2 separate regions of the Mus musculus genome follow, and region 2 is linked to region 1. The links are chromatin contacts, found by POLR2A ChIA-PET in ENCODE. All regions are on one chromosome and are shown on one strand. The core of a region is the stretch at or near the end of the contact, and the rest is flanking DNA. Distances in the headings are between cores, read along the strand shown. Region 1 holds the start of Cenpm (centromere protein M). Region 2 holds the start of Smdt1 (single-pass membrane protein with aspartate rich tail 1).

Evidence for each region. ChIA-PET counts read pairs that join two places held with the same protein, here RNA polymerase II (POLR2A).
Region 2: POLR2A ChIA-PET joins it to region 1 with 10 read pairs in embryonic stem cell. The contact joins the promoter of Smdt1 here to the promoter of Cenpm in region 1. POLR2A ChIA-PET finds 5 or more read pairs at or near these places in 3 of 5 experiments (Patski and embryonic stem cell).

The regions. Positions count from the first base shown.
Region 1 is chr15:82,242,379-82,246,476 of GRCm38, forward strand. Cenpm (centromere protein M) reads right to left here and starts at 2,369. Exons shown (of 6, transcript NM_025639.4): 1 at 2,245-2,369; 2 at 1,755-1,834. The coding sequence starts at 2,301.
Region 2 is chr15:82,344,229-82,348,326 of GRCm38, forward strand. It overlaps Smdt1 (single-pass membrane protein with aspartate rich tail 1), which reads left to right and starts at 1,818. Exons shown (of 3, transcript NM_026914.1): 1 at 1,818-2,041; 2 at 3,672-3,812. The coding sequence starts at 1,856. The coding sequence ends at 3,809. Pheta2 (PH domain containing endocytic trafficking adaptor 2) reads left to right here. Exons shown (of 2, transcript NM_177391.4): 2 at 1-1,482.

The DNA.
Region 1 (4,098 bases), core at 1,119-3,618:
AGCCTGGTCTACAGAGTGAGTTCCAGGGCAGCCAGGGCTATACAGAGAAACCCTGTCTCTGAAAAAAAAAAAAAAAAAAAGAAAAGAAAAGAAAAAAAATGAATTTTCAAAAATCCTGTTCTACTTCTGAGTTATGAGATTGGGCTGGGGTTAATGAATCCCATATTTTCAAGCCTAAAAGCTTGATGAGGTTAGAAAAATACACAGCAACTACTGTTCTTCCACATTTGGGGGCACTAAAGAATTCTCAGGGGGCTGGTGAGACGGCTCAGTGGGTAAGAGCACCCGACTGCTCTTCCGAAGGTTCGAAGTTCAAATCCCAGCAACCACATGGTGGCTCACAACCACCCGTAATGAGATCTGATGCCCTCTTCTAGTGTGTCTGAAGACAGCTACAGTGTACTTACATATAATAATAAATAAATAAATCTTAAAAAAAAAAAAGAATTCTCAGAATGTTGCTGCAGGTATCCCATGCCAGACCCTCCTGCCACCAGCGAACCTTTCGGAGCCTTGCCACTTTCTATGTCACTTCCCTGGGCTAGCTCACTAAGCCTTCCTCAGACATCCTTGCCTTACACTCGTACCAGCCTGAGACATCTTCAGCATCTCTCGGATCATGAATTAAGCAGATTAAACCCAAGTGTTACTAACAGAGCATCTCCTCTGTGCTAGTTACTGCTTAAGGCCTCGAGGATTCACCAGTGAACCAGAGTCAAAATCTCTGTCCTTAGAAGCCGATTGTGTGTGGTTTGGGGGTGGGGATCAGAGGCCTTCTTTTATTGTGTTGGTTTGTCTTATGCAGCCCAGGCTGGCCTGGAACTCGGTATGTAACAGAGAATGGCCTGGAGCCTCCTGCCTTCGCCTTATAAAGCTGTGGTTACAAATGTGTCCTTGTGTTGGCCTGGAGATAAACGGTGTTTATTTTCTACTCCCCTGGGGTTCTGGTCACCTTGTTATAGTTACTTTTAATTGTCAATTGGACACAACCTAGAGTCAGTCATCTTGGGGAGTCTCAACTTTCTAGATGCCTTGTAATGTTTTTAAATATTTATTTTATGTGTGAGTACTCTATCTGCATGCACCTGTAGAGGGCAACGGACCCCATTACAGATGGTTGTGAGCCACCATGTAGTTGCTGGAATTGAACTCAGGACTTCTGTGAGAGTAGACAGTGCTCTTAACCGCTGACCATCTCTCCAGCCTTCGTTTGTAATTTCTTAATTGGACTGAGGTAGGAAGGCCCACTACAAGTGGCACAATCCCCTAGGGAAGGATTCTGAGTTGTCTTCAGTGTGGAGAAAGCCAGATAAAAACTTGCAAGCATGTGCTTGTTCGTTGCTTCCTCTTGACTGTGGATATACAGTGACCAAGTGCTTCAAATTCCAGCAGCAATGACTTCTGCAGCAAGGAGCGAGCCAAACATGTCCTTTCTCCCTGAAGCTGCTTTTGTCGGGGTATTTTATCACAGCAAGAGGAGAAAGAAAGGAAACCAAAACACACCTCCCCCGTTGTTTTTACATGCTGACGTCTAAACTCTGAGCCTTGTCAATGAGAAAATACGCAACCCGTGAGTGTGTTTTTGGCGTGCGTTATGAGCTATGAACATTTGCAGAGACCAGTAAAGGAGCCAACTCGGCAACCATAGGCAGGATCACGGAGGACTGATGACAGCTAGGAGCGGGACCCTCTCTCCTGCAGGCTCCCGTCCCTCATGTTAGCCCAGAGTTCAGGCTACAATCTCAGCAACTTACACCCTCAGCTCGGACGCACAGTCATCTTTGAGCATCGACTCCGCCAGCTGCTGCAGAAGCGCATCCTCGGTGCTCACCAGCTGCGAAGGGAGAGAACCAGGCAGATGGAGATCCGAGCAGGGCGGCTCCTTTGGAGGGCCCCGCACTCCGAATCCCTCCTGGGGGTACACACTCAGCTAGAGGCGGCTCGGAGGGAGCCATTTCCTCAGAAGAGGAGCCCTAAGGAGCCATCCACGGAGGGGGACCGCCCGGCCTCCTCCTCGAAACGCGGGAAAGCCACGTTCGAACTGGAACGCCCACTCAGCCGGTGGTAAAATCAGCCGCGCGCCTATTGGTGGAGGCGTCCCTCAGCCTCGCGAGCCGCCGCTCCGATTGGTCCAGAGTAACGCGCCCGTCCGCCCGCCCCCCGCTGTCGGAGCGCGCTGAGGCTGAGGAAGGGCACCGGCTTTGGCTGCGGGGAAGCCGGTCCAGGGGCGCTGCCCGCACCTACCAAGACGGTAGCCCTGTTCAGGTCGGGCAGCTTGTCCATCGACCTCAGCACCGACATCTCAGCGGCAGCAGCGCCACTCGGCTCAGCGCATGGCGCTTTCAAACCGTCGCAAGGCCCGCCTCTCTAGTGGGCGGGGCGCGGTACGCATGTCCGGGCGGGGCTTTCTGAGCCGCCACTTTTAAAAGCAACCGCCACTCTTTTTTGTTTGTTTGTTTGTTTGTTTTTCCTTCGAGACATGATTTCTCTGTATAGCTCTGGCTGTCCTGCTGGGATTAAAGGCGTGCGCCACCACGCCTGGCAGGAACCGCCACTCTTAAAAGAGCCTGTTCTGTCTCTGCCCCTACTCCCCACTCCCAAGATTTATTTTTTTAAAGATTTATTTATTACATATAAGTACACTGTAGCTGTCTTCAGACACACCAGAAGTGGGTATCAGATCTCATTACGGATGGTTGTGAGCCACCATGTGGTTGCTGGGATTTGAACTCAGGACCTTCAGAAGAGCAGTCAATGCTCTTAACCTCTGCGCCATCTCGCCAGCCCCCCAAGATTTATTTTTAATTACGTGCAAATGTGTGTGTGTGCGCGCACGCGGACTCATGTGAGTGGAGGCGGCTGTAGAATTCAGAAGAGGGAGTCAGAGTCTCTGGAACTGCATTTAGAGGCAGTTCTGAACCACTTGACATGATGGGTATTTGGTTCCCATTGGAAGCAAATTCAGGTGCCATGTTAATTGCTGAGCCATCTCTCCAGTCAGCCTCTACTATCTTCGTTCTACAAAAAGATTTATTGCATTTAAAAAAAAAGATTTTCAATTTAATTTAAAATTTTTTTCTTTTATGGGTACGGGTGTTCTTGCCTGCATGTGCACCATGTGCACAATGCCCCCCCCCCTCCCCCCAAGAGGTTGTCAGTTAACCTTGAAACAAGTTACAGACTGTTGTGAGCTGCCATGTGGATACTCTGAATCCAACCTGGGTCCAAGAGCAGCCAGTACTCTTAATGGTTGGTTGTTCAGATAAGTACAGCCTGTTTCCCCACATGTCTATTCCCAAGGCTGTGATCTCTTTCTCCCTTGGTCTTGGGACTCCTCCCCTCCCGCAAGTACCAGGATTAGGGGCCTGAAAGGTACAAATGTATGAGTCCGGGATTCACTGAAGAATGGTACCCGGGATTCAATAGTATGTAAACACAGAGTGTTTTATTCTGCAGAAGTCTAGCATGCTGGGGTCTCCCATTACCAGAATAGAGAGACAACCAAGTAAGTTTGAAGGCCTGAGATTTAAAGCACAAGATATAGGTAGGTAACCTATATCTTGGTCCATCTCCACGGTCATTCCATTACCAGGGAATGGGGCTGGAAAGTGAGGTCTAGAAACTGTGGCTGAGGAAGTAGCTGAGGAAATCTGGAAACTGTTGCTGATCCATTGTCCTGGCCTCTGGCCAGGTGGCTAGGCAGCTCCTGATGGCTGGGCAGCTTCTATTTATTTATTTATTTATTTTGTTTTTGTTTTTTGTTTTGTTTTGTTTTTTTGTTTTTTGAGACAGGGTTTCTCTGTATAGCTCTGTTCCAGCCTATAGTTCCAGGCTGTCCTGGAACTCACTCTGTAGACCAGGCTGGCCTCGAACTCAGAAATCCGCCTGCCTCTGCCTGAGTGCTGAGATTAAAGGTGTGCGCCACCATACCCGGTTGGCGGGGGAGCTTCTAACTAGCGGCCTAAAGCCTGTTTTTTATGTTTGTTTGTTTTTTCTATTAACCAGCCTGTCTGGGCTTGCCTGGACTTGCCCAGTTCTTAGGCCTAGTCTCCTAAACTGTCAGTTTGAAGCCTGTCATGGAGTCAGCCTAGTCTTTTC
Region 2 (4,098 bases), core at 568-3,067, 100 kb after region 1:
TGAACTGAAGAATCATGGCTCCCTACTTATTTTCTGAGGTCTAGAAAGGCCAGGTGGTTGATGGGAAGATAATATAATTCAGGAAGTGGGGCTCTGCTCTCTAGCCATAAAGTCCAACACAAGAAGTCTTGGGCATCTCCATGCCAGAGGTGACAGGAAGTGGCTTGAAGACTGACATCGTTGTAGCTTGGGCAGGGCTCTCTGTAGGAGAAGGTCTTTAGGTGCTAAAGAGGGATTTGTTCTCTCTCCCGCTGCTGCCCTGTCCATGTATAGTGCTGGACATTGCCCGCAGGGAGGCAGGCAGCCTTTTATATAGAAGACCTGACCTGTCGTCATGGCAACTTGTAGGGACTCTTGTTACCTAGCCCGCTTGTTCCTAAGGCTTGTCTGCTGAGGGCTCTCATAGCTACTCTGTCCCGTGTCATTCCAAGTATCTTTTTCTTTAGCTCTAAGGTCAGATGGCTAGGTCTACAGAGCCAGAAACCAGGCCCGTCTGTCCCCTTTATATAGATGTAGTGACAGTGGCTGTGGCTCAATAGAGATGTATACCGTTCCCAAACAAAATTGGACTCTTCCTGACCTCCCTCCTTTCCCTATCTGGGGCCTTGGGCCAGCCTGACCCAAATCCAACAAGGCCTAAAGGCTGGATTTTGCCTCCAGGAGACTGAGTTCCATGGTTCCTCTGGTCAGGGCTATGTTTCTCAAGCCTGCTTGTAACCTCATAGCCAGCTGCCCTCACTGTACACACAGGTACCTTTGCTAAGTTTCTTGTCACAGTAGTTAGTGTTTGCTCTTTTAATAGTTTTGGTTTTTGGAGACCAAGTCTTTGTAGCCCACGCAGGTCTGGAACTCCTTAGCATGGCAATCTGCTGGGATTATAGATAGGAGTGCCACACCTCACTTGGTTTTGGTGTTTGTTTTGCAGCAGGACCTGGTGGAAGGCCTGTTAGCCTCCCCTCCCCCCTTCCCTTTATAACCAGAACGGTAAAGTTCCCCGGTTGGTAGCAAAGAGGTGGAGGAGGATCAGGAGTTCAAAAGCATCCTTGACAACACCGCGAGTTTTTTGGCTAGATTGGGCTATGTGTGAGACCCTCTCAGAAAGTTAATTTTGGTTATTACAATCAACGTGTTTACAAATGAAGAATCAGGAGCCTGAGTTGCAAAGCTGGTGTCTGAGGCTAACAATTGAGTCCAAGAACCTGGCTTGGTGGTATGACCTCCATCAGGCCAATCCGTCTATTTGTTTGTTCCCTAGATCTGTAGGGGAAGCCCGCTGTCCACTGCACCCATTGTACCAATGTCCACAGAAACCATGAGCTATTTATTGTTAACTTGATTTTTTTCGCCGCACTACGTAGCTCCGGCTGTCCTGGAACTTACTGGATTTGAACTCACAGAGATCCTCCTGCCTCTGCATCCCAAGTAGTGTAAGATTAAAGGTGTGCGCCACTTCGCCCAGCTTTTTGTTAACTTTTTGTTACCTTAAAAAAAAAAAAAAAATATATATATATATATATATATATATATATATAAATTCAGATACCAAGTAGAGTTTTTCATTACACATTCTGGTTCCTTAATTCAAGTCTTCCCGAGGTGAGGGGCGGGAACACCTACAAAGGGAGCCCTGGCGGCCCCGCCCTCTGGAGTCCGGGAGGGGCGTCCTTCTCCTGACGTCACTACGTCGTCCGGGCGCCGAGGACTTTCCCACCGGCATACGAATGCGTGCTCTGCGCAGGCGGGAGGGCGGTGCTTCCCGTGTGTGTCACGAGTCTCGCGAGTTTTGGAGAAAGTTTCTGCCAGAGGCCGCCTTGGATGCGTGGGGTGTGGCTCCCGGCGAGGGGCGGAGCTGGAGATGGCGTCCACGGCGGCTCGGCGGCTGGCCTGGGTTGCAGTTCGACCCGGGGCTCTCTGGAGCGGGCCGAGGGGGAGGAGAGGTGGCGATGTCTACACCGTACCGGGCAGCTCAGGTCTCAGCCAGGTACCGTCGAGGTCAGTCATCGTCACTCGCAGCGGCGCCATTTTGCCCAAGCCGGTGAAAGTGAGTGTCTGTCTTGAGGCGGGACGAAGGGATTGAGGCCGGTGATTGGGGGAGTGCATGTGACCTGTCCTGATTGACAGGCGCAGAGGCCAATCATAGTATTGGCATAGACTGGGGACCGGACATAGGACTCAATTTGTGCAGCTGGGTTTTGCTGACTTTGACAGGTGGAGGAAAATGTTTCCATAAAACTCACTGTTAAGCTGGGTTCCTGGACACAGAAGCTGGAAGGCAGCAGCGAAATGTGCAATTTCTTATCTTGAGGGACATAATGACCTATTTCTTCAGGGTCAGAAGAAAGGCTTTGTGTCGATTTATACAAGTCATGCAATCTCTGCCTCAAAGGTGATGGGATAAAACAATCCTGAGAGCTGGAGAGATGGCTCAGAGCTTAGGAACTCTGCTCTTCCAGAGGACCCAGGTTTAACTCCCATCACCACAGGACAGCTACAACTATCAGTAACTTCAAGATCTGACATCTTCGCATAGTCATACACGAGGAGGCAAAATACCAATGCACATAGAATAAATTACTGAAAGAGTGGGAAGGGAATGCGGAAGTAATATACTTAGTAAAAAGGAAATGAAGGAGAACGGATAGGGGGATGTGGGAGCAGGACCTTCTGTGCTGAGGAATGTGTAGGTTTTACAGATGAAGTCAGGGCAGAGCCCTGAAGCCAGCATCCAAAGCTAGGAGTTAGGTCTTGACAACCAGAGACCACATCCTGGTTTTTCCATACTTGAACTCTTGTCACTTGCCCTCGGTACCCCAAAGGAAAAATGGGAAGTCTCTTATACCAAAGGTGTGCTTTTTGACGGCATGGCCGTATGGAGTCGAAGGGAAAACAAAAGTCTTTAGAGCAAGCCTGAGCGGTAGCAGTTGACCCCAGTCAGGGTTCCAGCGAGAAGCAAAAATGTGCAGCTGCTGTATAAAAAGTCACAGCTAGGGGAAGCAGGAAGCTAATACCGGTGAAATCTCATTGGCATTCCTTCCGTCCATGTTGCCTTTGCGAGCTTTTAACATTAATTGTGAAGCAAGGTTGCTCAGCAGCAGGAGCCAGCTAAAAGAGAAGGAGGTGAGAGGCCCCATCAGTGCACACACCTCCTCCTAACTCGAGTTTTATTTATGTGTATGCATGTTTTGCCTGCATGTATGTCTGTGTAGCACTTAAGTGCCACATGCCCACAAATGCTAGAAGAGACTGTGCCATATTGGAGCTGGAGTTACTTGCGTGTGAGAGGCCACGTGGGTGCTGAGAACCAGGTCCTGTAGAAGTGCTGTCAGTGCTCCTCACCACTGGGCCATCCCTCCAGCCCCGGAACTCACTTTTGGGTGGAGAGAGCTGGTTAGAGCCCAGCCAGCCTAGTGTTCTCACCTAACTTTGTATGGTTCTTGCAAGGAATTAGGTTTGGCCCCTAATTTTGAGTTGCTTAGTTTCCTAAATTTAGTTTAGCTTTATGTTTTTCTTTCTGATATCCATTTTGGTGGCCATAAAACTCACTTTGTCTCTTCGTTGCTCTGAGTTTCTTCAAAGACTTTAAAAATCGAGTGGTGTGGGGATCAGTAGTCCATTGGAGGCTTGGGCGCAGCCACTGGTCTCCCGGAGTGCACCCATTCTTCTCTCTGCAGATGTCCTTTGGTCTTCTCCGAGTGTTCTCCATTGTGATCCCCTTTCTCTATGTCGGGACACTCATCAGCAAGAACTTCGCTGCTCTGCTTGAGGAACATGACATTTTTGTCCCAGAGGATGACGACGACGACGATTAACAGGTAATCCTTGCCCTTCTTGTAAATGGGCAGAAGCAGCAGGCGGATGATCTGCTCTGTGGTGCTCTGGCCTGCGGCACCATCTGAACCCTCAGGGCAGGAGCAGCAGTGGGTTCACCACTCGAGACTTACTCTCTCTCATGTTGGATGACTTACACTCCCACTAGGTTAAGGTCCTCAGTGGCCTTCTCATTGTCCTTGATGGACTTCAGTCAACTGACATTCTCTTAATGTGCTTTTTATTTCATGAAGTCATGCAATCTCTGCCTCAGAGATGGAGGGATAAAAC